Linked DNA regions of Homo sapiens: region 1 is linked to region 2. Evidence: read pairs that join two places in POLR2A ChIA-PET (ENCODE). Cell type or tissue: GM12878. All regions are shown on one strand. Each heading gives the region's core, and the rest is flanking DNA. Links, peaks and the distances in the headings are about the cores only.

The links. ChIA-PET counts read pairs that join two places held together with the same protein. Peaks named below come from ENCODE experiments on the same cell type or tissue, not always from the same donor. Only the 100,000 strongest peaks of a DNase experiment are listed, where the experiment ranks them.
Region 1: POLR2A ChIA-PET joins it to region 2 with 10 read pairs; 11 of 35 experiments call an interaction of 5 or more read pairs at or near these places.

Annotation. Positions count from the first base shown.
Region 1 is chr10:22,645,233-22,660,662 of GRCh38, reverse strand. All of the region lies in intron 1 of PIP4K2A (phosphatidylinositol-5-phosphate 4-kinase type 2 alpha), which reads left to right. Among named protein-coding and RNA genes, the nearest start is that of PIP4K2A, 62 kb to the left of the region's middle. RefSeq lists an enhancer at 5,180-5,249. In GM12878, for the core only: no CTCF peak of the experiment used is centred there; DNase peaks (open chromatin) are centred at 8,896, 11,030 and 11,842; H3K4me3 peaks cover 1,299 bases; H3K27ac peaks cover 5,056 bases.
Region 2 is chr10:22,694,816-22,710,245 of GRCh38, reverse strand. All of the region lies in intron 1 of PIP4K2A (phosphatidylinositol-5-phosphate 4-kinase type 2 alpha), which reads left to right. Among named protein-coding and RNA genes, the nearest start is that of PIP4K2A, 12 kb to the left of the region's middle. RefSeq lists enhancers at 5,811-5,870, 9,690-9,749. In GM12878, for the core only: no CTCF peak of the experiment used is centred there; no DNase peak of the experiment used is centred there; H3K4me3 peaks cover 3,413 bases; H3K27ac peaks cover 4,182 bases.

The DNA.
Region 1 (15,430 bases), core at 5,024-13,023, 53 kb after region 2:
AAGCTGAATCAAGGTATAAATCTCATCTTTTGTGCAAAGTGAGATAGGGCTGTGCTTGGTATTTGTTTAACGGGATCCTGTGAGTCATAAAGCACATGGATCACCTAGATTCTTGCATCTTCTTTCCTGCCTGCCTTTCAGGAAAAAAAAAATTCAGGATTCAGTAAGCGTTTATTTATTTTTTATTTTTTTGAGATGGAGTCTCACTCTGTCGCCCAGGCTGGAGTGCAGTGGCGTGATCTCAGCTCACTGCAGTCTCTGCCTCCCGGGTTCAAGCAGTTCTCCTGCCTCAGCCTCCCAAGTAGCTGGGATTACAGGCACGCGCTTCCACACCCGGCTAATTTTTTATATTTTAGTAGAAATGGGGTTTGACCATGTTGCCCAGGCTGGTCTCGAATTCCTGAGCTCAGGCAATCCGCCCGCCTTGGTCTCCCAAAGTGCTAGGATTACAGGTATGAGCCACCGTGTCCGTCCTCAGTAAGCATTTATAAACACTGATTATGCGCCAGGCACAGTAGCAAGGAGTGGGTGCTGGGGATGTAGGGGGAAGTGAGACGGTTTTCATGTCTACTAGGGGCCCACATCTGTGTAGCAAGGCAGAAAGTCCTGGAAACAATCAAAGTTTGTGGGGGTGGTTAAGGACACAATGTCTGTACCTTGCAGCCAGGAGGGACCCAGAGCTCTGCTTCGCAAGACAAGTGATAAATGACGTTTAAGCTAAATTAAAGATAGCCAGCCCTGCCTCAGTCTGAAAACAGCCCTAGGAAGAGATTCCTGATAGACCTGCCCTTTAGGCTATTAAATCAAACCCTATTTTTTTTGTTGTTGGGGGTGGGAGGAGGGGCGCGGAGTGGGAGGGTTGGAATCTTGTTCTGTCGCCCAAGCTGGAGTGCAGTGGTGCAATCTTGGCTCTCTGCAACTTCCACTTCCAGGTTCAAGCGATTCTCCTGCCTCAGCCTCCCGAGTAGCTGGGATTACAGGCGCCTGCCACCATGCCCTGCCCCCATTAGCATCTTGGGGGAATCAAACCAAGAATCTACCAACCCTTAAGAGGCAAGTTCCTATCGATCTGCTCTACGGAGCATTAATGTCTCAATGACCCCAGACCTTGCTACCGTCCTCCTCTCAACTCCTGTGGCACATTTAATGAAATAATATAGAATTACTCCTAAGTGTTTCATCTCATGTTATTGTTATTACAGGCACCATGCCCAGCTAATTTTTGTATTTTTAGTAGAGACGGGGTTTTGCCATATTGGCTAGGCCGGTCTCAAACTCCTGCTCAGGTGATCCGCCCACCTTGGCCTCCCAAAGTGTTGGGATTACAGGCATGAGCCACTGCACCCAGCCAAATCAAAGCCTTTTGTCTGTAGTCCTTATGGTGCTTGAATCCTTTTGTGGCCATAAAGACGTGTTATGAGTATATTCAGTGGTATGTGCCTAGGAAAAGAAAAAGAAAATGACTGAAGACTGGGTAAAGCTAGCTTTTTCCTATGGAATCCAAGTGTTAGCCAGAAGGAACCAGGGTGCATTCAGTCCAACCTGTTCATGTTATGCAGAGGGACCTGAGGCCAGAGGGGTGGTGGTTTGACAAACCAAGATTACTAGTCCCAACCTCGGAGCCAAGGCAGACCCAAGTTTCTTGGATTCTGGTGGGGGTACATTCCGCAGCCTTGAGCTGCCCCAAGGGGCCTGGAGATTTGCTTAGGAACCCTATGGAGCCCTTATCAGAAAGATGTGTAAAGCTCCAGGCTTTGTCATCTGATAGTCATGGGATTGAATATGACCTTGTGACCTCGGGTGAGTTACGTAACTTTTCTAAACTCAGTTTTTTCTTCTATAAAATGGAGACAAAAATTCATATCCACCAATGGAATTGCTCTGCAGACTTTTTGAGATCATGTATGTAAAATGCCTGTGACATTCCTGGGCTTAGGATAACTGCTGGAGAGATGTTCACATTCTCATTCTTATGGGATCTTTTGCTGCGCAGCAACCATATGATCCCACTGGATTGATGAAATAGAGATTTGGTAAAGATCTAGTCTAAGAAGCTTTACATTTTTTAAAAAAGCAGGTATAGAATAGCTTCTAATTGCAGTTCTTGAATTCACTGTCTCCCTGTATTTTGAATGTTTGGTAGTTTAAGCCTATTATCCTTCCTGCTTTACTTTTTAATTTATTTGTATCAGTTTAACAGGTAGTATTTTAAGTTCTCAGATTCTTACAGTTATATGAAACATTAATATACCGTGGTCCCTTTCTCCACCAATACATGTACCTCAAGTATTAGAGATGGTGTTATTTTGTAAAGTATTTCAGTTCTTTCCGGTAATAACCTTGCTTGTTATCCAAGTATTTCTTCCGTTTCAGTTTATGTCACATTCAACACTTTTAGTCTCCTTTTGTTAACTGTTAACATTTTCTATAGTATTTTTCCAAAATGATTTGTATTGTGGTGTGACATTTTGATGCCACATATTCAAAGTAGAGCAAACCTTGAAATTCTACTAATTCTGAGAAGATCAACAAAGGAAGTTTTTAAGAAACATTTTCCCTGTGGGGTGAGTAAAGTATTCTTGCATTTTATTCATAGCTGATTGCTTAGAAAAAAATTACACGTTTCTCTTCCTGTCTGTACTTCTGGCGCCACATATTTCTGTAGCAGTGATCTCAGTAGGGTTTCTAGCCTGAAAAAAACAGGTCCCACTTTCTACGTCCAGCTAAAAAATGATTTCACAATAGCATTAGTTTATATCCAGAAAAAAAACTACTAGATTTGAAATTTAGCGATTGCACCCATATTAAAAATTGATGGGATGTTTAATAACAGTGTTCTTATTTACTGTCTCTAATTCCATGCCTGGGCAAAATGGGTTTCAGTTTTTCAAGTGGGCAGGCCAGCTACACTTCTTGCTTTTTCAAGTAGTCACATGGATAAGGACACATTTCCAAAATTCAAGCTATGACATCAAGTCTTTGTTTTATTTGGTGAAGCATATTCTTTCAGAAGACATTTATATCAAGGCTAAAGACTCTTTGGTTTACCATTGTAGAATCTAAATTGGTTTCAGCCTGTTTTTTTCGTGTCAAAGCAGTGCGTCTGTCTTTGCTTTGGAATAGGGAGTTGAAAGGCATCCTTTTGAAGATCCTTCAGGTGAAAAGAAAAATCCAAAATTGCTCTAGGAAGACTTGTTACTGACCCACAACAGTCAAAAATAAAATTGAAGAAGTTCCTTGAAAAGACAAATTTTAGTCCCTTGAAATATGGAATACCTTTTGATAAGGGCTGATGGAAGACTGGTGCTTTGTTCCTAAACGTCATTCATTATCTTAAGTGCTTTGGGGTTATTCCCAGCTGTCTCCCATGGATGTCTGGAGGTGAAGGCATCCCATTGCAGAGGGAGGAAAAAGTACTGCGTTGCCAACAGAGTTATCTCCACCAGCTGTCTGGGGCGGTTGGTGCTTCTGAGAATGTTCTGTTCCAATTGTGGCCTGAGTGCTACAAAGTAAGACACAGATGTTTGATATATCAATCACAGTATTAGATGTTGGGGCAGATATAAAGCAAAATAAAATATGGCCCTAGAGCCAAAGTGTACATTAAATGCTGAACACTGCTCTTGGCCCCGTTGGGAACTGGAAGAGGCTTCCTCAAGCTCAGGGAGTTTAGAATCTAACTGGCGAATCATTTAGGACTCTATTTTGAAAGTCAGTTTTGAAAGTGACATAAAATAACTCAAACTGACTTGATCAGAAAGAGAACTTCAAGTATAAAAAAAATCCAGGTGTAGTTCTACCTAGAGTCTCATATAGTTTACCATGGCCTGGCTCTTTCTTTTTTCTTTGCTTTTTTTTTTTTTTTGAGATGGAGTCTGGCTCTTCTCACCCAGGCTGGAGTGCAGTGGCACGATCTCGGCTCACTGCAACCTCCGCCTCCCAGGTTCAAGCTATTCTTCTGCCTCAGCCTCCTGAATAGCTGGGATTACAGGTACCCGCCACCACACCCAGCAAATTTTTTACTTTTAGTAGAGATGGGGTTTCACCATGTTGGCCTCAAACTCCTGACCTCAGGTGATCCACCCGCCTCAGCCTCCCAAAGTGCCGGGATTACAGGTGTGAACCACCGTGCCTTTATTTGCACCCTTGTAGCAGCAAGATGGTCTCAGCAGCTCCAGCCTTACCGTGTTCACCACTGAGTCCAGCAAGACAGTGTCTCTTCCCTTAACAGTGGAATGAAAGTCTTAGGCCTGACTGTCCTTACCCCAAATTGGGTCATACGTCTGTCCCTGAAGCAGTTGTCGTGTCCAGGGGAATGGGAAGTGCTTATTTTTTTTAGGCACAGTTCCCCTCTCCCACTTCTGGAGCTGGACTGGGAATTCGAGAGGGGCCGGTGCCCCAGGTGGGGACACAGGACACTAACCAGAAGGAGCTGAGTAGATGTGGAGGAGCGGGAACAGCCGGTGTCCCTCACACGGGAGTCAGAACTCATCCATGAGGAAACAATAACATGAGATGAAACACTTAGGAGTAATTCTATATTATTTCATTAAATGTGCCATAGGAGTTGAGAGGAGGATGGCAGCAAGGTCTGGGGTCATTGAGGTCTTAATGCTCCGTAGAGCAGATCGATAGGAACTTGCCCCTTAAGGATTGGTGGATTCTTGGTTTGATTCCCCCAAGATGCTAATGGGGGAATGCCTGGAGTTGGAATTGATGCCCACTCCAGCGCTTTGTGCCCCTCCAGTGGAACGATGCAACACTACACAACACACCCAGCACAACACACTCAGCTCTTAAGGCTGACACAGGAACCCGGAAACTCCACTCTTGCACAAATCACAGATTTGGTAAAAAGCCAGGGTATGCTTCAGCAACAGTCAATAAATGAGTAAGTAAGCGAATCGTGGTACAGATGCATGTCGGAATGTTTTCTAGCCATCCAGTCATGTTTACATTTTAATAAATAGTTGTTGAGCACCTACTCATTAAAATATTTGGAAGAATTTTTAAATGAGAAACGCTGAGCTGCAGAATTGTTTACAGGATGAGTTCAGCCATCTGCAAACAACTTAGAACACAAAAGCCTAGAAGGAAATACATCAAAAAGATATGTGGTTGTTTCTGTTCTTTATACTTACCTGTAATTTTAAGACAAATGAAAAAGACCGCACAGCTGTGAACTGGCTAAATCAAGAGACAGCATTTGAAATATGGGGCGTCAGGCTTGTGCAGAGAAGAAACATAAATTACCATGGTTCTGGAAGGCAGGGCAGCAGTCACAAACAGACCTCCACCTCCTGCCGAGGGCTCCAGCTCTGAAGATCTCATCTTGTGCATGGCTGCATAGACAGGGATCGGTGCCTGTTACACTGGGTTAAGAGCTTCAGCTTTTCTTAAAAATCTTCAGACCTCTGCCTTAGAGATGGTATTTTGCAAAGTGTTTCAATTGAGTCAAATTGTTATTTTTCCACCTGGTGGTATCCCAGGGCTTCTATCAATTTACCTTGTGTATGTCCTCTGTCCTGCCTCTTGAGGCACAATTTCCTTTTTCCATTTTCATTTTTAAATTTTAAATTTTCTTTTTTAGAGACAGAGTCTCACTTTGTTGCCCAGGCTGGTCTCAAACTCCTGGCCCCAGGTGGTCCTCCCTCCTTGGCCTTCTAAAGTAGGGATTATAGGTGTGAGCCACCCTCCTGGTGCACTGTTTTTTCAGTCCACTCATTTCTGTCCCCTGCATTTTCCTTGGGTAAAGCCCCAGGCCCACTTTTGCCGTAGCCTTCTTTGATTTGCTTTAATTTGAACTTTCACAGGTAAAACCTTTCATAGGTTTCAAAGCAGTCGCACACATCTCATTTGCTGCCTTGAGATATAGCTGGATGATGCCATCATCCCTATTAAAATATGTGAGGGGAGGGCTCAGAGGTGTTAACTGCCCAGAATTATACAACCCTGGTCTCCCAACTCCAGCTTGCAGGGCTTCCCCACCATGACCAGCAGCTGGACCAGACCCTTTCTTGGGAATGCACACTTGACTACCCCTGAATCACTTTAAAACTCACCTGTCTCTGAAGACATTGTTTCTCAGCGACAGCTTCACTAGCACTGTTTGGTCTTATTAACCCCTTTCCCTTCTGTTGCCCTTTTGATCCTGAAATCTTAGCCCATGTTAAGAACGCCTTTCACAGATGTCGTTGTTACTAAGATTCTCCAATTTTTAGCTTTTTGTACTTACGATTTGGATCATTTGCCCACTCTGAGTATCTATTTTTACACGTCTTTTTTTTCTCCACACATGGTAAATTCTTGGAAAGTGAGAGCTGTGTTTTTCATTTCCTTAATAGTGGATATTTCTGCTAGGGGGAAGTTTAATCTGAGTGAGTGTCCAGCTCACCTTGAGGAAATAAAATAATTCAACCTTGAATATTTTCATAGCATTTTTAAAAATTATGAGATTAAATTTTCCTGAAAAATTTACGGAAACATGTGTTTTTCAAAATTAAGTTGGAAATATTAATGGCCTTGGGCATCTGCGGCCAGCAAAGTCATTGCCATTCCAGAACCCCTCACTGCAGGGTTTCCTTTCGTCCATTTATTAAATCTAAGCCCCATAGTGAGGAGAGACACTGCTGCACTCACCAAAAAACCACTGTTTATAAAATGCTTGGGCACTTCAGAGACAGCAGCTGTTTTCTCTTGGTATTAACACCGATCTGCAGATTGCCAGTTCTTCAGAATACAGACCTTTCCCAAATCTCCACTAATTTTGTTTATTTATTTATTTATTTTGAGATGGAGTCTCACTCTGTTGCCCAGGCTGGAGTGCAGTGGCGCAATCTTGGCTCACTGCAACCTCCGCCTTCTGGATTCATGCGATTCTCCTGCCTCAGCCTCCGAGTAGCTGGGATTACAGTAGAGACAGGATTTCGCCATGCCGGCCAGGCTGGTCTCGAACTCCTGGCCTCAAGTGATCCACCCACCTCAGCCTCCCGAAGTGCTGGGATTACAGGGGTGAGCCACCATGCCCGATCCCAAATCTCCACTAACTTTAGGTGCGTAGGATGGACTGAGCAATTTTGGAAATTCCAAAGCACCAGGGCCCTACCTCCTTTCTTCTGTCTGCCTCCCCTGCCTTCCCAGTGTGCATCTGCTGAATTGAATCATTAAGAGAAAGATTAAGATGAGTGGAAGGTGAGCCTGTTGTTGCTGACAGTTCACTTTCCCCAGTGAAACTGTCAGGAAGACAAAGAGATGTTGAAGTTTTAGAGTAAGTGGCCCAGGGTCTTACGGTATCCTGCAGTGTGACACTGGGTAGAAAGAGGTGGAGGAGAAGGAAGGAAGTGGCCTGGCTTGGCTGTCATGCACTGCCTTCCTTCATTTCCTTACCTCCCACGTACTGCCCCCCACCTGAGGCAAGAGGGGAGGAGTTTTCACCTTTTCCATATCTTCTTCTTTATTCTTTGAAACTATTTTTCTTCTTAGAGTTGTCTTTGGTAGAGTGGCCCTTAACTTAGTGTACAGTATGATTCATACCCCCGGGGGTGGTCCTTTCTCATAAACCCTTCTTTCTTTTTTTTGAGATACTCTGTTGCCCAGACCGGAGTGCAGCAGCACCATCATAGCTCACTGCAACCTCAAACTTACGGGCTCGAGCCATCCTCCCACATCAGCCTCCTGAGCAGCTCAGACTGAAGGTGTGTACCACCACTCTCAGCTTATTTTTGTGGTTTTGTGGAGATGGGGGTCTCATTATGTTACTCAGGCTGGTCTCAAACTACTGGGCTCGAGTGATCCTCAAGCCTCAGCCTCCCAAAGCTCTGGGCTTGTAGGCGTGAGCCACTGCGATGGACCCTTCATAAACGTTTCAAGCAGCATTGAACCAGAACAAGGAGCAGCGTTTTCAGTTGGGAATTCATTGTGTATTTTTCATTAAGAACATAACATTTCTTAACTTAGATGTTTGTGTAACCTGAGTTGCAAGATGAATTTACCACACAGTGACAGACTTTAAATTTTTGGTTTTAATACACATTTGCGTATTTTAAAAGCAAATGTACCTTCAGCCTGTGAAATAATATGCTAGATAATTACAGGTACTTTGACTTCAGTTATGTCTTAGATTTATTATAACTACAGTGTTGATTACTACGAAGACATTGCTTTGCAGAGGGAGATGTCTCAAAATGTCACAATTCAGTGTTTTATTATCAGACAGTTGCTAAAGTGGATAGTTAAAAATTGAGGCCTGGCATGGTGGCTCACACTTGTAATCCCTGTACTTTGGGAGGATGAGGCAGGCGGATCACTTGAGGTCAGGAGTTCAATACCAGCCTGGGCAACATGGTGAAACCCTGTCTCTACTAAAAATACCAAAAAAATAGGCATGGTGGTGCGCACCTGTAGTCCCAGCTACTCGGGAGACTGAGGCAGGAGAATCGCTTGGCTTGAACCTAGGAGGCAGAGGTTGCAGTGAGCCAAGACCATGCCGCTGCACTCCAGCCTGGGTGACAGAGTAAGAGTCTGTCTCAAAAAAAAAAAAATTTGTGTGCAGTTTTTCAGTTATTTCATGACTATTAGTGGTTATTCAACACAAATTAAGCACTGTATCAGTTACAGGGCTCAGTTAAATAATACAGAATCTACAGGAGCTGATTTAGATAGCAAGGCATTAAATGTACTAGTGAGTATTAATAGTGGCTCAGTCTCTGCAAATGCTGAAAAAGCAGCTCTGGATAGTGCTAGCAGGTGGGGAATCATTATTTTATATCCAGATCACTAGTAGCAAGGAAATCTGAGAAATTAATTTTCAGTTCCCCAGCCAAAGCAGCACAGGAAGTCACACAAGCAGTGAGGGGTCGCCCACGCATCTGTCCTTGGCACCCTGCAGCCACTGAGCTGCCTCCCGGGCACCAGCACAGACCTCAGTAGTCGTGGCCTTGCTCTCACCGGTTCCACTGTCCGGGAGACAGATGTCAGATACATCATACAAATACCAATGATGACAACTGCATAAGGCTAAAAGACAGGTTCACAATGCTTAGAAGTAAATAATAAGGGGACAGAGTCTAAAGTGGAGGTGGTGTGGACGCCTAGGAAGTCTCCTGGAGGAAGATGCATCTAAGCTGAGAGCTGGCCAGGAGAAGCAGAGTGAGGGAGTGAGAGAATTCCAGGCAGAGTTGCTGCGTGGGAGGCCCCAGGCTCGCTGGGAGAACAGAGCAAAGGCCGGGGTGATCGGAGTGAAAGGCCACAGGGCATAGAGTTGGGGACAAGGTGGGGTCAGGTAGGGCTTTGAGGTCACCAAAAGGATTTTTCCTAAGAGCAATTGGAAGTCATCTTTTGAGGCTGGGAATAGTGGCAGATGAGTGCTTTTAAACAATCACAGCCGCCTCAATTGGGAGAAAGGCTTGGAGGAGGGACAGAGTGAAAGGCAGGAGACCAGTTAAGGGTCTGCTTGGTGGACAGACTTAGTGAGTCCAGATAGCTGGTGGGGCTTAGGAGGTGGAGAGAAACTAGACATCCACTCATCCAGACTCAGGGCATGGTTTTCTGGCATAATTAACTTTGTGGTAAGAGTGCCTTTTTAGCCCTCTAAATGGAGATGTTAAGAAAGCCATTGGTCGTGGAAGTCTGGAGCTCAGAGAGTGGGTAGGAGCTAGAGCTACAAATCTGGGAGCTGTCACTTCCAGATGAGATTTAAAGTCCGGTGGTGAACCAGGTAGGCTTGAGAGGCCGTGGCCTGAGGTGGCTCGAGCCAGACCACTTGGACATGTAGAAGCAGGCTAGAGCAGGAACAGCCAGCCAGTAAAAGGTAGGGGAAAAAAAAAAACCCAGTAGATTTCCAAAAAGAAGAAACTCTCCATCTAGTTTAGGAAGTAATCTTTTTGTTTGGAAATAGACCATTTCTAGAAAGTATAGAAGTTGGTTCATGTATCTCATCCTGCTAGCAGCTAGGCTGTGCCTGGAGAAGTTAATTTAAAATAAAGAATGAGTTTATCTCTGTTGAGAACATTAACTTTCTTGCTATACCGCGAGTGGCACCTAAGTGAGAGTATATATTGAAGCGAGAAGTCCAGCTTGTTCACAATATCACAGTAAAATTGAGCTCAAATAGGTTCTCTTGTGTATAGAGTGCTCTGTATTTCATGGTGGACTACATAGGGCAGATATTCCTTCTTCCATTTTATAGTTATGAAAACTGAGGCAGCCTGGGCAACATGGCAAAACCCCATCTCTACAAAAATTAGCTGGGTGTAGTGTCATGCCCCTGTAGTCCCAGCTACTCCGGAGGCTGAGGCTGGAGGATCCCTTGAGCCCGGGAAGTCGAAGTTGCTGTGAGCTGTGGCCATGTCACTATATACTCCAGTCTGGGTGACAAAGGGATACCCAGTCTCAGAAAAAAGAAAACTGAGGCTAAAAAACGGTAAGTGATATGACTGTAAAACCTTCACACCTGCTTGTAAATACCTCTGATAGATCATCAGAGCTGGGTCACCTGGGAAGTCCCTAAGGGAGTGGCCCACAAGGCAGGCCACTTGGGATTCTGGAATAGCCTAGAAGATTTTTGGACACACACTTAGTTTTATTGGTCAAATGTTTGAGCCAAATCCCATGGATGGGTTCTGGGGAGATACACAGTCCCTGTCCCCAAGGAGTTGATGGACTAATGAGGAAGGCAGATAGAACCATGAACTCTGGGTGTTCCTGCCATTCTCTTGCAGCGATACAGGGGAACTTTTGTACCTGATGGGATGGGAGAGGGATATGAATGGCCATAAAGGAAATAGAGGAAAAAAGTAGGGCTGATATCGTTTGCTGAAGAATGAATCTACATAAGTATTTTTCCTGGGGGCAGGTCCTTCCACCTGCCTGTGCTGTGTAATTTAGCGAGGAGACTGATGTGGGTATGGCCATCCCTCTTACTGAGTAAATCTGTCCCATTATGTAGCTGTCCACCCCGTTCCTGGTCTTGCCGCTGAGGGAGCATGCCCCTCCCTTGGAGGTGAGCTAAGTCAGGATGTTCGGGTTAACCATGAGCCTGCGTGTGCTAATGCTTTCAGACTTCTTCCTTCCTTGTGTCTGCAGTGTCACCCACTAGTTATTTTATTAGCTCCTGGAGGACAGGGAGCATGTTTTCTTCTCCTGGTCTTGGCCCCTTGCACTGTGCCGGGTGCAACTTGGCGCTTAGGTGGAAAAGAGATGGCCGTTTGACACGTGTTTTGGCTCAGGGGTTTTTCTCAAGTTCAACAGTAACTCCACTCACTCAGCCCTTTTATGTGGAAGATGATTCATTTGACAGCCAAGTTAATATTTTAAAAGTGTGAACTTAAAACAATAAAGAAACTTTTGGGGAGCTGGAAAATCTATAGTCAAAGGAGAAAGAAACAGACATTATAGACCCATCTGATCGTGGAATACAGGAACATGTTAAATTATTCATAAGTTGCTTGATAACTGGTGAATAAATGTATGATGGAACATTTAGAATCTGGCGAAGCCTTCTAGAGAATCCATTAAACAAATGCATGCAACAGCAAGAAGTTTTGGATAAATTTTTATTCTTATAAATTGATGACATATAGCTAAACTCAAATTTGAACTATTAGTGAAAATATTCCAGTGCCCAGATTAGTAAATTATTTTTATTAGTGCTTTCTGGCTCTAAAAACTGGTATTTTATGGGAAATCAGAGGGTTAATTCTTGAAAGTATGATACTGATGTCCTAGAATGTGCTTTCTGCCCTCAAGCAAATGGCATGGCTTTGGGCTACGTTCTGATGATCACAAGTATCTCTGAATTGCTTTCTGTTTCAGGAATGTGTATCCTCTCTAGTATTCATTGGCCAAATTGATCTCTTAAAGACATTGTGGTCTGGCAAAGTTGCTTCTTGCTCATTAAGCTTGGGAGTATGTTTTAAATAGTTACATTCAATTGTTTCCTTGAAGCGTGTGAAGGAAATGTGCCTGTTTCAGACCACAAGAGCCAGGGAATTTTTTTAATGTCTGATTGTGGTTAATCAGTTTTCTGTTCTTCCTGGAGATAAACTGCATAAGAAAAGGTCACATGTTTCAGGGCTCCTCCTGCAAAATCAGAGATAGTATGAAATGACAGGAAGAGTGTTTTCCAGTCTGAGGAAAATACTTGGAAAAGGCAAAATATTCATTATCTGTAACAAGTGGTTAAAGATTTTCAAAGACATTCATAAAAATTGAAGAATAATAATGAAGTTGTCCCATGGAAGAAATATTCTTCAGATTACTTTTCCTCTTCTTTGATACTGTAATAACCAGAGGGCCATTTAATGTCAGCTAATAAAGGAGTCACAGAGTAACTACTAAGCAGACTTAAGGAATTAACTCTCCCCACACCGTCCTTAATTGAGTTTTTTGGTTGTCTGAATATTTTCTGTACATATTCTCACTCATTATTTGGTACTTTTTTTTTCTTTTTACTTAGCATATTTTAAGATACAACCTTTGCAGGAAAGAAGAGAGAAAACTGTATATTTAAACAGAGTGAATTTTGTGTTAACTCTGAAAGGACAGAGACTGGAAGGAAGATAAGTCAGGGCTTGAATATTCCAGGAAGGCTTTGAGGAGGAAGGAAATAAAGTCTGAACAGCCTTGAAGAATGGGTAGACGTAGGAAAGGATTCAGGAAGGTCTTTAGATAACAAAAGTAGAGATCCAGTGGCTGAGATGTTGTCGATGTTTTATTTTTATCTTCTAAATGCTTTTCTTGGAAGATCTTATTTCTTTTCACACATTGTTTTTCTTTTGTTTTTCCCAGCTCTCTGCTTCCAGGGCTAATGGTGAGTTTTCTGCCGTGTAAAATCCCAAAGGGTCGCTTGCATGTACTTGTTGCCAGTAGCCTGTTTTCATTGGGTCATTTACTGTGGTTTAATATGCCACTTCCCCAGTGGACCTGATGTGAAGAAAGTCCCCACAATCCTGTCTTCTGTGACCTTTCTGAGGCCTTTTCCTTGTTACTTGGAACAAAGATGTGATAGCTGATTGGGAGGAGAGTGTTTCATGTCATCTATCACACCAGTCACTTTGTTTTTCCATGTTGTTGAATGCAGATTGAGTTACTGTTGTGGCCTATGTTATTGTTGTCCATGTTGTGTAGATCTCATGACTCTCTGATGGTGTTTAAGATGGGATGCCTCTGCCATCAAATCCCAGGAGAGCCTGTTTTTCTCCACCTCGGTCCTTTCACTTTCTTATCTGCTTCCCTGCCTCCTCCTCTGGTCCCACAAGCCTTTCACAAAATAGTTAACATATTTGCTTTAAGACAGAGCTTGAAAACACACGCACACGCGCGTGCACACACACACACACATACACACACACACACAGTATTTAGAGACTAGATACTGAATTGTCTGATGAGACTTAGAATTTGATTCTCCTACCCTGTATCTTGCTACCAAAAATGGCACATGGGCACACATACACACTTTTAATAGGCAACTTAAAGCCCATGAAATAATGAGAGTAATAATAATAGTAGTTACGAAGCCTTGCATTTCCTATTCTGCTTTGGCCAGAGAGCAATAAAGCCTCATTTAAAAAGCAGCTTTCCATCTTTCTTTGAAAAAACTTTGTAGTAGAAGTAAACAATTCTGTTTGTTTCAGTGAGAGAAAACACCCATGGATCAGCCAGGTTGACAGCCTAGTCAGCTTGCATCCTGGTTTGTTTTTTTTTGTTTTGTTTTGTTTTGTTTTGTTTTTTGTTTTGTTTTGTCTTGAAGAGTTTTTGCTGAAGGAAGCATTAGAGTTCTACTTAATATGCATACAATAGAAAGTAGTAATTAAGGAAAAGGATATATCAGCCAACCTATCTTAAGAAGGATCTAACTAGATAAACTTTGTCTTTAAGACAGTCCTGACTCTCAGACTCCACAGGTGGGTGCAAACAACAGTGCTCCCCACTGGAGATCCTGGGGCCCACTTTGGCTTGCCTTCAGAAAGGGAAGACAAAGTGTCCCTCCCAAGTTACAAACGCAGGTTGTATACTGTGGCTTTTACTCTCTGATAACCAAATTAGCCTTCTAAACAACTATTCTCAGCAGAAGTAAGGGTGGTCTTGATTTTTGTGTTTTTTTTGCCATCCATACTAGTCTGCTTCCTGTCTTTTCAGAGAGCAAGGCTGTTTGTAAGAAAAATGTGTGAACTGAAAACCACCACTACCACCTATTAGATGAGTACAAGATAACCAGAAACCAAATACGAAATGAGCTGTCAGAGCTGTTGATAAGCTCTCTTGTGTGAAAGGAAAGAATAAAAATGCAGCAAAAGGCCATGAGAATTATTTTTAAAAGTAAGACTATAGACAAAAGTCCAAGGAAATCTTAATCTCCCTTTCTCTATTCCTCTTGTCTCATTCTCCAGCCAACTTTAGGGACAAGCAATGTCTTCATCGAGAGGCACATCACATCCCCAAAGGTGGGTTCTTGGTGACCAAAGTACCTGCCTACAGAAAGCAGAGAAGCCTGTTTTCTTCCTTGTGTCTGTAGGAAAGTTGTCTTTCAGATGTAGTCTTCTTTGTTCATCTGTTACTGTGCACTGCCAGGCTGACCCCTTTTCTCAGGCAGATTGATCATGAAATTAAAAATGGTTTACCTGAGTTAATTATATTATTAGGCTGGGCACAGTGGCGCACACCTATAATCCCAGCACTTTGGGACGCCAAGATCGGTGGATCTCTTGAGCCCAGGAGTTCCAGACCAGCCTGGGCAACATAGGGAGACCCCGTCTCTACAAAAAATAAAAAAATTAATACAAATAAATAAGTAGATTAGCTGGTGTGTTGGCTCGTACCTGTAGTCCCAGCTACTCAGGAGGCTGAGGTGGGAGGATCAACTGAGTCCAGGAGGTCCAGGCTGCAATGAGCCCTGAGCTGAGATCTCACCAGCTTGGAGTGTAGACCCTGTCTGAGTCCCTGAGTGAGACCCTGTCTCAGAAAAAAAAAAAAAAATTAAGTACTATCTTCATGTTTTTCAAGACATTTTCCACTTGTTACTTTAACAAAGTTTACAGTATTCTACTTGTTTTCATTCCTTCAAAACTAATCTTTTTCTTTCTTTTCTTTTCTTTTCTTTTTTTTTTTTTTTTAAAGAAATAGAATCTTTCTCTGTTACCCAGAACTGGAGCACAGTGGTGCAATCGTATCTCATTGCAACCTGAAACTCCCAGGCTCAAGTGATGCTTCCATCTCAGCCTCCCGAGTAGCTGGGACTACAGGTCCTGCCACCATGGCTGGCTAATTTTTAAAATGTTTTGTAGAGACAGGGTCTCACTATGTTGCTCAAGCTGGTCTGAAACTCCTGGGCTCAGGTAATCCCCTCACCTCAGCCTCCCAAAGTGCTGGGATTATGGGCGTGAGCCATCGTGGCTGGCCCTAATTCATTTTTAATAACTAACCAGACACA
Region 2 (15,430 bases), core at 1,768-9,767:
ACCGTGGGAATCTGTGAGGGCCAGCCTGATGAGCACCATGTGCTGTGTTGTGTGTGGATTGGAGAATTCATGGTGTCCTTGGTGGAGCGTCAGTAGCTTTGATTATATTCTCCACAAGCTCTGGTTTTTGGAATAGACAAAGACCATATTGGATACATCATAATTTTTTTTTTTTTTTTTTTGGTTCATGGGTTTTTATTTGGGCACTGAAAGAAGATAAGGAAACTAAGTTTTAAAGTGATTTGAGTGACTGTGAAATGACTTTGACTGAATAGGACATAATAAGGCAATTACATTAAAATTAAAATTAGACATTAGATGAAATTATTGAGTGGAACCCAGCTACCATTCATTCAAGAACTAGTCTCCTCAAACTATTTTTTTGTTCTTTTTAATCTTCAGAGGAAAGAAACATACCAAGCAGACATACAGAAAGTTTATTAGGGAAGTCGTTTTATACTCCTTAAAACTTGGGATTATAACCAGAGAACAGAATACATTTTCCTCTCCATTTGTCAGATACTTTAGAGTGAACTCTAAGTATTTATACTTAGTACTTAGTGTTACTTAGTACTTACAGTTACTAAACTTCAGTACTCAGAATGATGCCCCATGTCAGGTCAGTGATTTCTATTTCCAGGGTATCCTGATCTGCTGTGTCTTTAGATAGGTTGCCGGCAAGAATTATAATAAACCACCAAAATCTGCCTTAAGTTGATTAGAAAATACAGGCAACCAGAGTAATTAATTCTGCCAGCATAGCCTTCGAAATACAAATTTTGGAATTGAAGGGAATTGGTGCAATTTGGCAAAAAAGGTTTGTGGTTAGACAGATGAGGTTCAAATGCTAACTTTGGAACTGATGGGCTCTTTGAGCAGGTGATTTAGTCACTTGAGCCTCAATTTTCACATTCTTAAAATGGAGATAATGATATGACTTCACAGGGTTGAGAGTTAAATGAGATACTGTGTTTAAGGCCTAGCACTGTAATTAGCACATCATAAGGATTCAGTAAATGATGCCTAAAAGTAATAAAGTTCAAATGCAGTTTGGATGGTGATATATTAAAAGAACCAGATCCCTGTTTCTCAAAATTTAAGGTGTTTATCAATCGGGGACTTTTAAAAAAAAAAAAAAAGTCTGCTAAATTAGGCTCTGCTGCTGGGTAGGTGGCTCATGCATGTAATCCTAGTCATGCATTGGGAGGCTGAGGCAGGAGGATTGCTTGAGGCCAAGATTTTGAGACCAGCCTGGGCAGCATAGCAAGACCCTGTCTCTACAAAAAATGTAAAAACATAGATGGGTATGGTGGCACACACCTGTAGCCTGAACTACTCAGGAGGCTGAGGTGGGAGGATCATCTGAGTCCAGGAGGTCCAGGCTGCAGGGAGCCATGGTTGTACAGTGTACTGTAGCTTGGGTGACAGATGGAGGCTCCCACTAAATGTGAAACAATAAAAATTAAAATGCAGTGTCTAATTCAGCAGATCTGTTGGGAGTGCTGCCTGAGACTGTGCATTTATCATACTCTCGGGTGGTACTGATGCTGCAGGTCCACAGGCTACATAGCAGTAGAAGGAAGAACTTTACCACTAAGGATTCCTCCCCCAGCCCCAACTGTATGTGATGAGCCCTTAGAAGAATGGTGGCCCCATGATAGATTAGAGAATTTGGGAGAAGAAATTGTAGGTTGGAAAGGGACACAAGCAATTTAGATTTAAGAATGTGGAATTGCAGGTGATGGTGGTGGGTGGATCCTGCAGTTACAGTACCATGTAGGATGCTGGAAAGGTGTGATTGGAGCTCGGGAGCCACTAGGGCTGGGATAGACCATTGAGACCTGCCCGTACAGAATCGGTAAGTCAGATCTCCACCGGAGGAGCAGGGACACTGGGGACACTTGGCTTTGAGGGAAGGACAGAGGAAGAAGAAACAGGAGGAGAAAACAGAGGTCGGCACAATTAGATGTTCCCAAGTGCTTGAAAGTCATGGCTGTGCTTGTGGTTGATTGCGGGTGGCTGTGAAAGCTTAAAGACTTAAGGAGTGAATGAGTGGAAGTAGAGGCAATTCCTCTTTTTTGGAAGGTAAGTAGAAGGAAGGTGAAAGATGCCATTTTGTTAGGAATCCCTGGGGAGTTTCCTTGAATCCGTCTCTTCGTTTCCATTCTCACTTCTGTCACTCCTAACCAGATTTGTTTCCCTCTTTCCTAGACTGATATTAAACCCCCCTAGCTTATTTCCCTGTGTCTGCCTTTATCCTCATTTCTTTTCTTTTTTGTACTAGGAACTCCTATGGCAGTCCAGTGAAGGCCATAGACTCCTCAGAATGAGGCTTTTAAAGGAATAAATGAAAATACAGAGGATATGTCCTAGCAAGTTCAAGGATCCTTTTAATTCTATCCATGGACCACTTGGGAGTTCATGGAACCCCATCAAGAACCCTTGCAAGAATAAGATGGGGATAGTGTGGGGTGAGAAAGTGGGGAGAGCACGCAGCAGCCAGGAAGAATTCTTGGGGGGGAACACGCATAGGCTGAATTGATTACCCGCCTGGGTCACAGTGCCTAGTACTTGGGATTCACAACGGTACCGTTAACCACTGAGCTGTGCTGCCTGGGCCAAGCTCAGGAATCATTCATTTCTTTGAGTTCTTTTATTTTCTTAGTCTTAAGAGCTGTTCTTCTTGGATGGACAGAGTATTAGCTGTTAACATGGGAGAAAACTACTTGAAAACCAGTTTTTCCCTTCATAGAAAGAAAATCATTGTTAATGTTCAGAGCATGTAGGGAGAGAACCAGTACATAATTTATTTAAGAAAAATGTTGTAGGGAGTTTTAAAACAGTAACTTACCTAAAGCTAAGCCTCACAATTCTAAATCTTTATAGTTTTTCAGCTACCTGGGCACAGTGATTAAGAGCTCTGGAGTCCTTGTTCGGTTGGCTATGTGACCTTGAACAAGTTATTTTGCCTCTCAGTTCCTTGATTATAAAAGGAGGTAATAATGGTACCTACTTTGGAAGTTTGTTATATGGATTAAATCAATTCATACTTGTAAGATGCCTAAATAGTTGCTGGCACATGGTAAGTTCTTAATGTGCTAGCTGTCATTATTACTATCCTTTAAAATAGAGACAGGGTCTTGCTGTATTGGCCAGGCTGGTCTCAAACTTCTGACCTCAAGCAATCCTCTCACCTCAGCCTCCCAAAGTGCTGGAAATAGAGCCTTGAGCCACCATGCCTATCCTATTTTTTTTTTTAATATCTTAAATGCTAAGAGGTAGCAAATTATCAGATTGTATGCTAAATCAATGGTTACTTTATCCTGTTTTGTAGTAGAACATCATCGTTGTTCTTGGCATCCTTGTGTATTTTTGAGTTATGAATTATCATTTTAGAATTACCCTTGTGCCCTTGCTTTGCTTTCTGTATCTATTTTGTTATGTTCTTTCTTGTATTTTTCACACTTCCACTAGCGATTAGGTTCTTTGAAGTGTCAGAAATCTAATTCACATCCATTAGTTGCAAGTTATGTCAGCTATTGACTTGATATTTCACCTTGTCTTTAAATATGGAGACACTGCAAGATGCTTCAGATGCAAAATGAATATATTGTGGACCTTGCTCTCAAATTGTGCATAACTACAGGGGACACAGACGTAAAATAAATATATGTGTAAATAACTACAGTGTCCAGAATGCTAGGGGTGGAAGGTATTAAATAGACCGTGCAGAACATTGAGCAAAGGCATGACGTCGGTGAAGGGCTTAGACATGAGGCAGTTTGGGAGAAGAGCATTTCAGGCGGAGGGGTCAGCTGGTGCAAAGGCCGTGAGGCTGGTGTTTGCTTGGCTTGTTATGGCAACTGCAGGAAAGCTGGCATGGCTGGAGCACAGCAAGAGGGGGATATAGTGGTAGGAGATCTGCCAAGGTGCTAACCAGGACTGGATCATGATTACTTCTGCCTGGGGGACTTGGAGAATCCTTGAGAGGAGGTAACAATGAGGAGGACCTTGAGGATTAGATAGAATCTCCCAGCTGCAGAAGATGGGTGATATGGTTTGGCTGTGTCCCCACTCAAATCTAATCTTGAATTGTACCCATAATCCCCAGGTGTTGTGGGTGGATCAGCTGGAGATAATTGAATCATGGGGGCAGTTTTCCCCATCGTATTCTCGTGATAGTTAGTTCTCACGAGACCTAATGATTTTAAATAAGGAGCTTCTCCTTTTGCTGGGTGTTCATTCTTCTGCTTGCTGCTGCCATGTGAAGAAGGATGTGTTTGCTTCCCCTTCTGCCATGATCGTAAGTTTCTTGAGGTCTCCCCAGCCCTGCAGAACTGAGTCAGTTAAACCTCTTTCCTTTATAAATTACCCAGTCTTGGGTATTTCTTCACAGCAGCGTGAGAACAGACTAATACAATGGGGAAAGGCATATGCAGCTGAGGGTCCGACAGCGGGCAAAACCAAGCAGAGCGGAGAATGTGAGTAGTTGGCTTTGGGTGTGGCCACAGTGGCAGAACCCAGTAACATGTTAGAAATGCAGAGCTTGGGCCTCTGCAGACCTGCTGGAGCAGAATGTACATTTTAACAAGACATGTTGATCGTCAGCATATTTAAGTCTGAGAAACACCCATCAGGGTAAATCTTTGGTTTCAAGCCCTGAGATTCCTTAGATGTGCCTCAGGGGCTGGTGGGAGGGGGCCAAGCTGGTGGGGGAATTTAGGCCTACCTCAGTTTCCTCCAGAACAGCCTTGTTTTTGTCCTCATTGTCATCTCTCTGTCCTTTTTTTTTTTTTTTTTTTTTTTTTTTTTTTTTTTTAACTGGGGTACTGAATATAATACGTAAAGGGGGTAAAAAAGATCCTGCAGCCAAGAAAATTGAAAACCACAGAGGAACATAAAGGGAGTGTCAGGAGATGGTTGAAAGAGTAGTTTGAGGCCACCTTTGAAGGGCCAAGTGGTTGATGTTTGCCAGAGAAAAGCCAGCAGTTCTGACCAGGGTTACTTTAAAATTTGCCACAAATCTCAAATGACACTCGACCCGGAAGTGTTACTGCCTCCTTTAATATGTTCTCCACTCTCTGAAGTCATTTCTTCCTTTTCACTTCTCCTTGAACTTCACCTAGTGTCCTGTCCCCCACTTCCCCCACCCCGTCCTTCCCTCAGCATATAACCTCATTTAGAAAGCATTGAACAAATAGAAGCCGTCAGCTTCCACTCTTCCCACCATCCCATCTAAATTTTGGACAGCTGGGTCCGTCAGTCTACAGACATGCTGGAGGGGCTGCCCTGCCTGGTTTTGTAGCTGCTAGCTATATATGGCAATTTAAATTTCAGCTAATAAAACTTAAAATTCAGTTTCTCATATCAAGTGCTCACTAGCCACATGTGGTTAGTGGTTACTGGATTGAACAGTGCAGATATAGACGATTCCCACCATTGCAGTGTCTTCCACTGACATGGCTCACCATTCCGGGGCCGCCCATCTTGAAAGCAAAATAAACTACAGTAACAGCAGAAGCTCTCCTTCACCCTTAGTCTCTCATTTTAGTGTCTTCTCGTGTTTTCTGTTCCTTTTTTTTTTTTTTTTTTTTCAGATGAGGTCTTGCTTTTTGGCCTGGGCTGGAGTGCATGGTGCAATCATGGCTCACTGCTGCCTCAAACTCCTGGTCTCAAGCAGTCCTGCTTCAGACTCCCTAAGTGCTGGGATTATACATGTGAGCTACCACACCTGCCCTGTTCCTTTTCATAGCAGGAGTGAAAAGCCTTGTCTAAAGCTGAGGTCTCCTATTTCTATAGAGACACCGTACCTGGCAACCGTCAACTTACCTGCGATGATCTCCTTAACTTACCCCAATCTAGCTTTCACCTCCAGCACACCTAGGAAACTGCTCAAGTCAGCATCACTGGCAGTGCTAACATTTTCAAATGCAGGGGGCTCCTTTTTTTTTGTCTCTTGTTTTCCTTCTGCTTCACTAGCCACTCCTTAGGTGCAGGCTCCTCTTTTGCTCAGTCTGGAAATGTTGGAATGCCCCAGGCCTGTGTCCAGGATCATCTTCTACAATTACATTTACTTTACCTACATGATTTCATTTAGTCTCATGGCTTTTTATACCATTTTACAGTCATGATTGAGAAATTTTTAACTTCAGCTCTAACTTTCCTCTTGGGCTCTATATGCAGTTTCTTACCAGGTATCTTCACATGAATAACTAATAGACATCTCAGATGTCCCAAGCAGGCCTCTTGATTTCCTCCCTGCACTCTGCCCCGTCCCCTGTCATAACTTAAACTGGCCTCTTCCCGTCTCAGAAAATGGACCACCATAGACCCAGGTGCTCAAGCTTAAACGTAGGGAGCAACCTTGATTATGCTTTTTTCTCCCCACTCCTTCTCCACATCCAATTTTTGAGTCCCGAATCCACATGCTTTCTATTTGAATCTTCTTTCTCAGGAACACTGTGGTAGCCTCCTGTTTGGTCTCCCGGCATTCAGTTTTGCCCTGTTTCAGTCCACCTTGTCTGCAGCAGTGGCAGAGGAATCTTGCTAAACTGTAGATGATTTCATGTCATGTCCTCAGTTAAACCTTCCAAAGGCTTTACATTGCATTTAGAATAAAATCCAAACCTTTTCTGACCTGCAGGATCTTACTGGCCTGGGCCCCACTTTCCTCCTTGCCCTCATCCCATAACACCCTCTTCATGATTCCTATGTTCCAGCTGCCCTGCGCTTTTTCTGTTCCTAAAGGCAAGCTCAGAGCAGCCACAGTTCTTCAGTCTTTATTTTTCTCTTCGTCGGGAATGTTTTTCCCTCTTTTATTTATTTATTTTTTTATTTGAGACAAGGTCTCGCTCTGTTACCTGGGCTGGAGTGCAGTGGCATGGTCATAGCTCACTGCAGCCTTGAAGTCCTGGGCTCAAGCAATCCTCCTGCCTCAGCCTCCTATGTAGCTGGGACTACAGGTGTGCACCACCATGCCTGGATAATTTTTATAATTTTTGTAAGAGATGGGGGGTCTCGCTGTGTTGCCCAGGCTGGTCTTCAACTCTTGGCCTCAAGTAATCCTCCTGCCTCAGCCTCCCTAGGTGCTGGGATTAGAGGCATGAACCACCATGCCCAGCCTGCCCTCAGATCTTTGGATGGTTGGCTCCTATTAGTTATTTTAGTCTCTTAGCTAAGGGGTTGCCTTCTCAGATGGCCTCTCTGACCTCCTAAGCTAAGGGAGCCCCTCCACTATCATACTGTTATTTTCTCTGTGACACTTAACACTGTTTGAAACTGAGTTGTGTACATTTTTATTGCTTATCTCCCTCAACTAGAACAATAAGTTTCATAGCAACTGAGACTTTTTCCTATTTACTAGGTGTATCCCTGCATCTAGAACAGTGTGTTTAGATAGTAGGTGCTCAGTACATATTGTTGAATGAATGAGTGGGGCTGGGATTCTAAACCGTAGGCCATTAGTTCTCAGGTGGTATACCATGAGGCCTCCCATATTCAATTTTCATAAACATAGAAAGTTGACTTTTGTTATAATCAAGCATAGAGCATTTTAGAGCATTTTGCTGAGCGGGTTGTGCAGTGTGTTAGAGAGTGGGGAAAAACTTGCTGCAAATTGGTGATAAGAGGTATGGGGTAACTGCAAGCCAGTGCCAAAGAAAGAGGTTATGTTTACAGCAGCATGCAAGAACTGTGTCTTGTGAACACGACAGAAAAGGTTCAGAAAGTAAACAACTTCTTTCAAACAGTGTCAGATGTTGAAGGGCCGCCAAGTGAACTGCGTGAAGACTATGAATGCATTTCTAAGTAATCTGAGATATTATGTTAGAAGAGTGTGCTGCAGTGTTATTACTGACTTGTTCTTTTAATGGCTTCAGACATGCCTCTAAAAATTGTAGTATTCAGAAGTGTACCATAAGTTAAATTTAAGATTGCATAAACATTGTAAGAATAGGGATAATGTCAGTATCTCAGTCCTTTGTGGGTCTTTTTCTATTGTGTATTGTTTCTGCTGGTTCTTCTTCATGGTGCCTTGTTGCCATTTATGTTTGGTTCATTTTGGCTCTGAGCTGCTCACTTCCTTGGATAGTCATTCAGGGAACATTCTTCAAGTCTTAAGATAAAGATGTATCCTTCCAGAGAGAATTGTTTGTTTTTGCCACATGGCTAGGGATACTGGAGACCAAGACCATTTGAAACTAAATTCACAGCTTGGAATTTTTTGGACCTCATGGTGATATAAAATTGGGCTGCAGTCCCTGGGGTGGCATGGTTTTATTTTTGGTAGACCCATTGTAGCCTTATGGAGAAAAGGTTTCCTATTAGACTTCACACCTTGGGTGGGCCCTAGTCTTTGTCTTCTGTTCCTGTCAACCCATGAGGCCATCAAAGCCCTTAGAGCCAAAGTGGCTTCCATGACTAACTTATTCTTCCTGCTTCCAGTTTTCACTAAGATCTTGACAGGCCGACTTCTCTCCTCCCTCTTCCAACTCTTTCATGCCTTCAAGAAGATGTTTAAGAACATATTTTATTCAGGACGCTTACTTATTTTCAGTGCAGAGCTGACCTGAATAACCCTGTCAGCAGAAATGCAAATCAACCTCAAAGTTTCAAAAGAGGGAATCCAACAGTAAGTGAGACAGTGAGAAGCCAAAGCATGGTGGCACTTCTGCAGCCTTCCAGGGATGGATCTGTGAGGGGAGTCAGTGGGACAGGAGGTGGGACTGCAAGAAGGAAGAATGCCATTTCTGTCTTCCAGAGGTGATGGGAACCTGAGCTTGGGCAGGGGTAACAGACATTGTTGGATAACCAGGTATAGATGTGGTAGAAGCTGTGTTGTCTAAGTGGCCCATAGCCTAAAAGGTTTGAAGATACTGCTGTAAACAAGCAGACAAAGGATGTGCTTAGAGAGATTTCAGGTAGAATCAGCTGGATTTGGTGACTGTTAGGTAACAGGAAGGAATCGACAGTGACTCACCTAGGTCATTTTCTTACCATTCACACTCTCCATTACATTATTGTTATTTGGGGGCTGTTAGCTTCTGGCGGGATACCCCTGCCCCTCTTGCCACAACTGGGATTGTACACACAGATACTGTGAGACAGAAGAGGATTAATAAACTGCCCTGGGAGAGTTAGTGGTAGGCTCTTGAAATTCTTCAAGAATTGAATTAGCGTGGTGGATGGAGAAGCTGGAGAAAACATGTTACAGGCAGAGTAATGCATAGAAAAGCATAAAGGGTATGTGGCATTTCCAGGGAACTGCCAAACCCTTCTTCAGGTGCTTCTATACTTCTCTCCTTCTGATTTTATGGTTTTATTCATTTCCATTCTTATGGACATGTTCTTATTTAAATTACTTTTGTTTGTGTTTCTGTAGGCTTGGTCATTTAGGCTTAGAAACATATTTGCAAGTTGCTAGACACCCTAACATTCAGAGCTTAGTTTATTTGTAGTTGTAATAAATAAGCCTTGCTTTTGTTTTTTCAGCCTGGACTTTGAGGAAGGTGTTAGGTATTAGTCAACCCGAGAATGACCTCTGTAGCATTCTACATGACCTGCACAAAGGCTCCAGGTGGTAGGGGCAGGTGGGGGCTGACGTCAGTATTGCCACCTGCACACCATAGCAAGGGGCTGCATTAGCGGGAGACAGGCACCCTTTTTGTGAGTTGTCCGCACAGAGGAGGCTCATTTTCTGATGTGCACAGAGGTGCCTGTGTGCTAGCAGCTGCCCTGGTTTGCCTTGCTTTTCTCGGGTCATGCATCCAAAATTTCTCATGTCACGTTCCCAAGCACTGGTGTCTTTGGAGGAGCGTTCAGGTGGTGTTCAGTCTGGACAGAAGAAAAGAAAGTGGGGTTTATAAAGTCCCCTTATAGATTTGAATCTGCTTTAGAAAATGCACCGTTGTGCAGTCTTTGCTGCTGCTACATACATGCTTCTATAATGCAGATTCACTTGTATGAGATCGGTGCTATCGGGAATGTGGTGTAGGATGTATGAATTGGTCCATAAGCAGTTTTCCTTGAGTATGCCACTGCCTCCAAGTATCAGCAGCTAGGTGCAAAGTACACTAATACAGCTCAAGGCAGCAAGCCAAATTGAGAAACAGGACTGCATACCTTGCTCTTGTATCCGTTTTCTTCCTCCTGACTCCAGCAGGCTTCTGCTCGATCTCAGAAGTACTCATTTCAGGGTTCTCTCCAATCTCTGGACATTTTCTCCTAGTCTGTGTAACTTAGAAGCTTGGTTACTCCTTGTATTCCTTCCATCAAATGATCCTCACCTTTGTGTTTCTAAAGTCCATTATATATCTATTAGAAATTACACTAAAATACTGTTTATTTTTCTATTTTTAGGATTTTTATTTTTAAGCATTCTGGTGATAGAGTTTCATAGTTTTTCAGTGGTCTGCCTAAAATCTGGATTTTAGTGTCTATGTAGAACTTAGAAATTTTTCAGAAATACATATATTGCATTACAATAAAAGTGTTTGTATTTACAATGTATTTTGAACAACTATATGCCCAGGCTGCAAGTTTCCCAAAGAAAGATGTAATCGTTGGTTTTTTTGTTTCCAAGGATAACCAGGTATAGATGTGGTAGAAGCTGTGTTGTCTAAGTGGCCCGTAGCCTAAAAGGTTTGAAGATACTGCTCTAAACAAGCAGAACATTAATTTATTTGTCGGCCCTTTGAGTTTTCTTACTAATCCTCTTCTGGCCTGACCATGTGCCCCTCCCAAGTTTCGCACATTCCCAGGTATCTAGTGTGTTCAGTTGTCTCCCTGCGCTACTCAGCAGCTACCTTTTTCAGCATTGGCCCTAGCTTGCTTCTGTGCCCAGGAACAGGAACAGAAGTTTTCTTCTCAGGGGTCCCCTGTCTCTCTTAGACCAAGTCCACAGGCTTTTACTACATTAGGCCTTGGAGTACATTTCCTGTAGAATCAAAGGGCCAACTTACAAATGAATGTTTGGAACACAACCCATTCATAAATTAGGTTCTGCCTGCACCCAGATGGAAAGTTAAATGCTTTGGCATCAGAAGAACTGTTGGGAAACAGATATTGTTTCTGAAATTATGATAAATCCATAAGGCACTTTCTTTTTGGCACGTTGCGCCAAAGTAGGAGGACAGGAGCAAATTTTAGGGACATTAAAAAAATAGGTTAGGAGAAGCTAATCTTTTTGTCTAATTCACTTTCTCTTGCAGTTCTGGCATCGGATACTCACAGATTTAACACATGCCAATGAATATTTGAGCCAGGAAATAGCCAATAGTGAATATTTTTATTATGTGTTAGATAAAGCTTCTTTCTTCTTATGCTTATTTAGGTGAACTAGAAATATGGTTTCAGTGAAATTTAAGTTCTGATAAGTACAGATACATAGCATATTTTCTGAAAAATTTGAAAAACACACACAAATATAAAAAATTACCATAACCATTCTATCAAGCAACCAGTGTTAATGTTTTAATGTTTCTTTCCAATGTCTTTTTAAAAAAATCTCATTGAGACTATTCTATGTATTTAATCTTACTATGTATTCTTAACAATTATTTTAAATTTTTGATCACTGCTTAATAATTAGGTTGGTGCAAAAGTAATTGTGGTTGTTGCCATTACTTTCAGTGGCAAAAACTGCTATTCCTTTTGCACCAACCTAAATAGTTTAATGAAGTTTAATAGTCCAAACATTGGTCCCAGTATTTTGCCACCACAAATAATGTTGCTGTCAGCATCTCCCTGTATGAAACTCTTTCTTATTTAGGATGATTTCCTTAGAAGAGATTCTCTTTTTGGGGAATTTACTTGGTCAAAGGGTATGAATATTTTAAGGCTCTTGGTACATGTTGCCAAGTTGCTTTCAAAAAGGGTTATACCAGATTATAACCCTAGCAGTGTGGCTAAGAGCTGCTTTCCCACATCTTCTGCTTTCAGGGTTCTAAATTGAACAGCAAAGATTGGAATAAAAAGATATCCTTTTTTCCCATATGCTTTTAACCCATTTAAATCTCTTTATAGAGATTTTCAGCAGTTTGACCAAAGATGTACGCACATGGGCAGTGTGGGAGTATCAGGTCTGAGGTTGGAAGATGGCTTCCACATAGGCTGCCTGGCCCGAGTCTGCCCTCTGAAAAGAGCTGCTTTCAACTGACCCACTTCTCCCAGTTTTTCTTCGTCGGACTCTAAGCAGAGAGTGCCTGCATCCCAGAAGCAGGTCGCTGTCCACTGTCTGTGGTTGGTTAATTTTTGCTGGCCATAGCCCACATGATTTATATTAAACTCAATCCAATAGCATTTAATGGCAGGCAGAATTCTTCCCATGTAAGTAGACTAGTCAGGAATTTGCCTTTCATTATCCTCGGTCTGACTGCTTAACGTTAGACTCGACCTATGGACGATTCACATGAACCGTTTCAGAAAATGTAATGTGACATCTGCTAGAGTCCACAATTACAGGGTGTGTGTGTGTTTGTGTGTGTGTGTGTATGTGTGTGTTTAATTTTTTAAAAAATTTTCCGAGATGCAGTTTTGCCCTGTTACCCAGGCTGGAGTACAGTGGTGTGATCATAGCTCACTACAGCCTCGAATTCTTGGGTACAAGTGATTCTCCTGCTTCAGCCTCCTGTAATAGCTGGGACTATAGTTGTGTGCCACCATACCCCGCTAATTTTTAAAAACAAATTTTTGTAGAGATGGGGGTCTTGCTGTGTTGCCTAGTAGGATAGTCTTGAACTCCTGGGCTCAAGTGATCTTTCTGCCTCGGCCTCCTAAAGTTTTGGGATTTCAGACATGAGCCACCACACCCAGCCTTGCTTTTTAAATGTTGGATGTTACCATCCCTCTACTGTGGTCCTGTAGTTTGGCTTGAAGCTTGATTCTGTGCGCTAGCCACTCTGTCAAGAATTATGTAGTATAAATAATGCCGGTCACTTGTGCTGACCTCACAAACATTCCGAAGCCTGGCAAGGCAGGTGTGGAAGCTCAGAGCTTTGCCATCTAACTGAGTACTCAGGCTTCTTTCCATTTAGATAAGACACTCAGAAAGGAAAAGCAATGCAATTTTAATTTTTACTTAACATACAAAGTAGCCTTTTTTTTTTTTTTAAGCTGAAGGAAATGAACTCCAGAGAACACTGAAGAAAATTGAAGGAAAAAAGTAGAGCTCTTAGAAAGAAAGGAAAGGTCACGCTTATAAACTGTAGCCATCTAGATAAACTGTTATTTCCACTTTATGTGGATGTATTTTATTGTGACAGTGCTAACTACAGTTGCCAATTTTCAGGAGGCCTAAATTACTGACTATTTTAGATGAATTCAGGCTTTAAAATTAGCCCTGGGATAATATATTTCTTTTAAAATGGGACCTTAATTGATCCTTATTTTTTAAAGCTTGAATTAAGTAGAAAATTAAGGGTCTTTTGTAAAAGATGATAATATATATTTAACTTGGATGATTACCTAATAGAGAATTATTCCTTGTTCTAGTATTTTAAAATATTAAATGTTTGACACAAAAACAGACCATTCTGAATAGGCTTTAGGAAGTAGGTGACTTTTCAGTATGAATAAACTATATGTAATTTTTCATTAACTTCAAAATAAGAACTTTAAAAATTATGGATATAAATTTTTATGCCCTATTTTAAGAAACTACCCTTTTTTTCTTATGAGAAAAATGTCTGCAAGATTGAAAAAAGCTTCCATATAGAGTAATACATTGAATGAAATGAGTTGTTTTCTACTTAATCAGAGTGGCCAAAGGCTATTTCAAAACAAATTTATTCCCATTTCTGAACCTTCAAATCAAGAGACCATTTAAGGATTCATTTCAATTTGGTTATTTATAAGAAGAAAAGACTATTCTGATGGCATGTAGGATGGTCCTAAAGTAATCGGCTCAGCTAAAAACACACTTATAACAGTTGGGCATGTCAGCTGAGGAGAGACCCTTATAGCCTGTGTTTCCTACAAAAACAAAAACACAGTTCTTTTATGAAAGTAGACAAGTTGATGGTATATTTGGGCTAAATAAAATACAATGTTGACATATGTTGAAATATTCTATAGTTGTTACACATGTTGGCTGAGGTGGTTGTACTGATCCAGACACATGGCTGATACTTTGAGTGGGAACATAGCCAGTGTGGTTTTAAAATATTATGTCCCTCTGAGGAGGGATTACAGATGATTTTTTGCTTTCTACTTACACCTTTTTATAGGTTTCTTACAAAAATATTGCGCATGCAGTCTTCTTACAATTAGGGAAAAAACCCAAGACATGCTCTAAGGTGAGATGAGTGGGGGGAAGAAATCTGTATACAGTCAGCCCTCTGTATCCAAGGCTTCTGAATCTTCAGATTCAACCAACCACGGGTCGAAAATATTAAAGGAAAAAAATGAAAAATAATATAAGTAAAAGCACCAATACAGTAAAACAGCTACTTACTGTGACCATACATTGTGTTAGGTACTTACACATGGACTAGAGATGATATAGAGTATATGGGAGGATGTGTGCAGGTTTTATACAAATACAATGTTTTGTATTAGGGACTTGAGCATCTGGGGAGTGTGGTATCCTGGGGAGTCCTGGAACCAATCCCCCAAAGATACCAAGGGAAGACTGTATATTGAATTCAGTGAGGCAGAAATGACTTGTACATTTTGGTTTGTGAAATAAAATATTCTCTTCATATAGGGGATTTTTCTCTCTGTGTAGCTCTCCTAGGAAATCCCTTGATTAAAAGAAATATTGATTGTACTGGGAGAAACAAATAATAAATGATTCTAAAAGTTGTCACTTTTTGTGAGTTTGGGAAAAACAAGGATAAACTGCAGTGATGACCACTAATTTACCTACAGGTATCCAAGTTTTTATTGCATCTTAGCAGTGAAAAAAATCGGAGCATGTGCTCTCAATATATGAATTTTTATTTATAAGTTTTCCTGTGTGTACTACTGAATTATTTTGTCTTATACATAGAAGTTTTAAAAGGATCCACTGACGGTAAATATTAGTAACTAAAACTTGTTTTGTTAAAAATTATTGATAGCGTGAAAAATTATCATTAGTGTGTAGTGGATTTTATTTTTTCAAATGAAGGTTATGTGGATGAGTTTGTATCACTGTTTTTAAAAATGGTGAATATTTTATGATAAAGCAATTTGAAGGTCTGGTCCTATATTCATTTTGCTATTTGGTTTTAATAGCTCAAAAAGTTACCTACAAAGATACACGGATCCAAATGGGTGAAGTGCATTGTTGACTGTGCTTTCTAACTGGTGATTCTCATTTTCACACTGTCCACCAGTTAGATAAAAATTTTTCTGGTAAATTTCCATTTTTGTGGATAGCAGTAAGTTCTCATAAAATGTGTTCCAGTTTATGTTAAGGATAAAGAGGGTTGAAAATAAAAAACTTTTTACA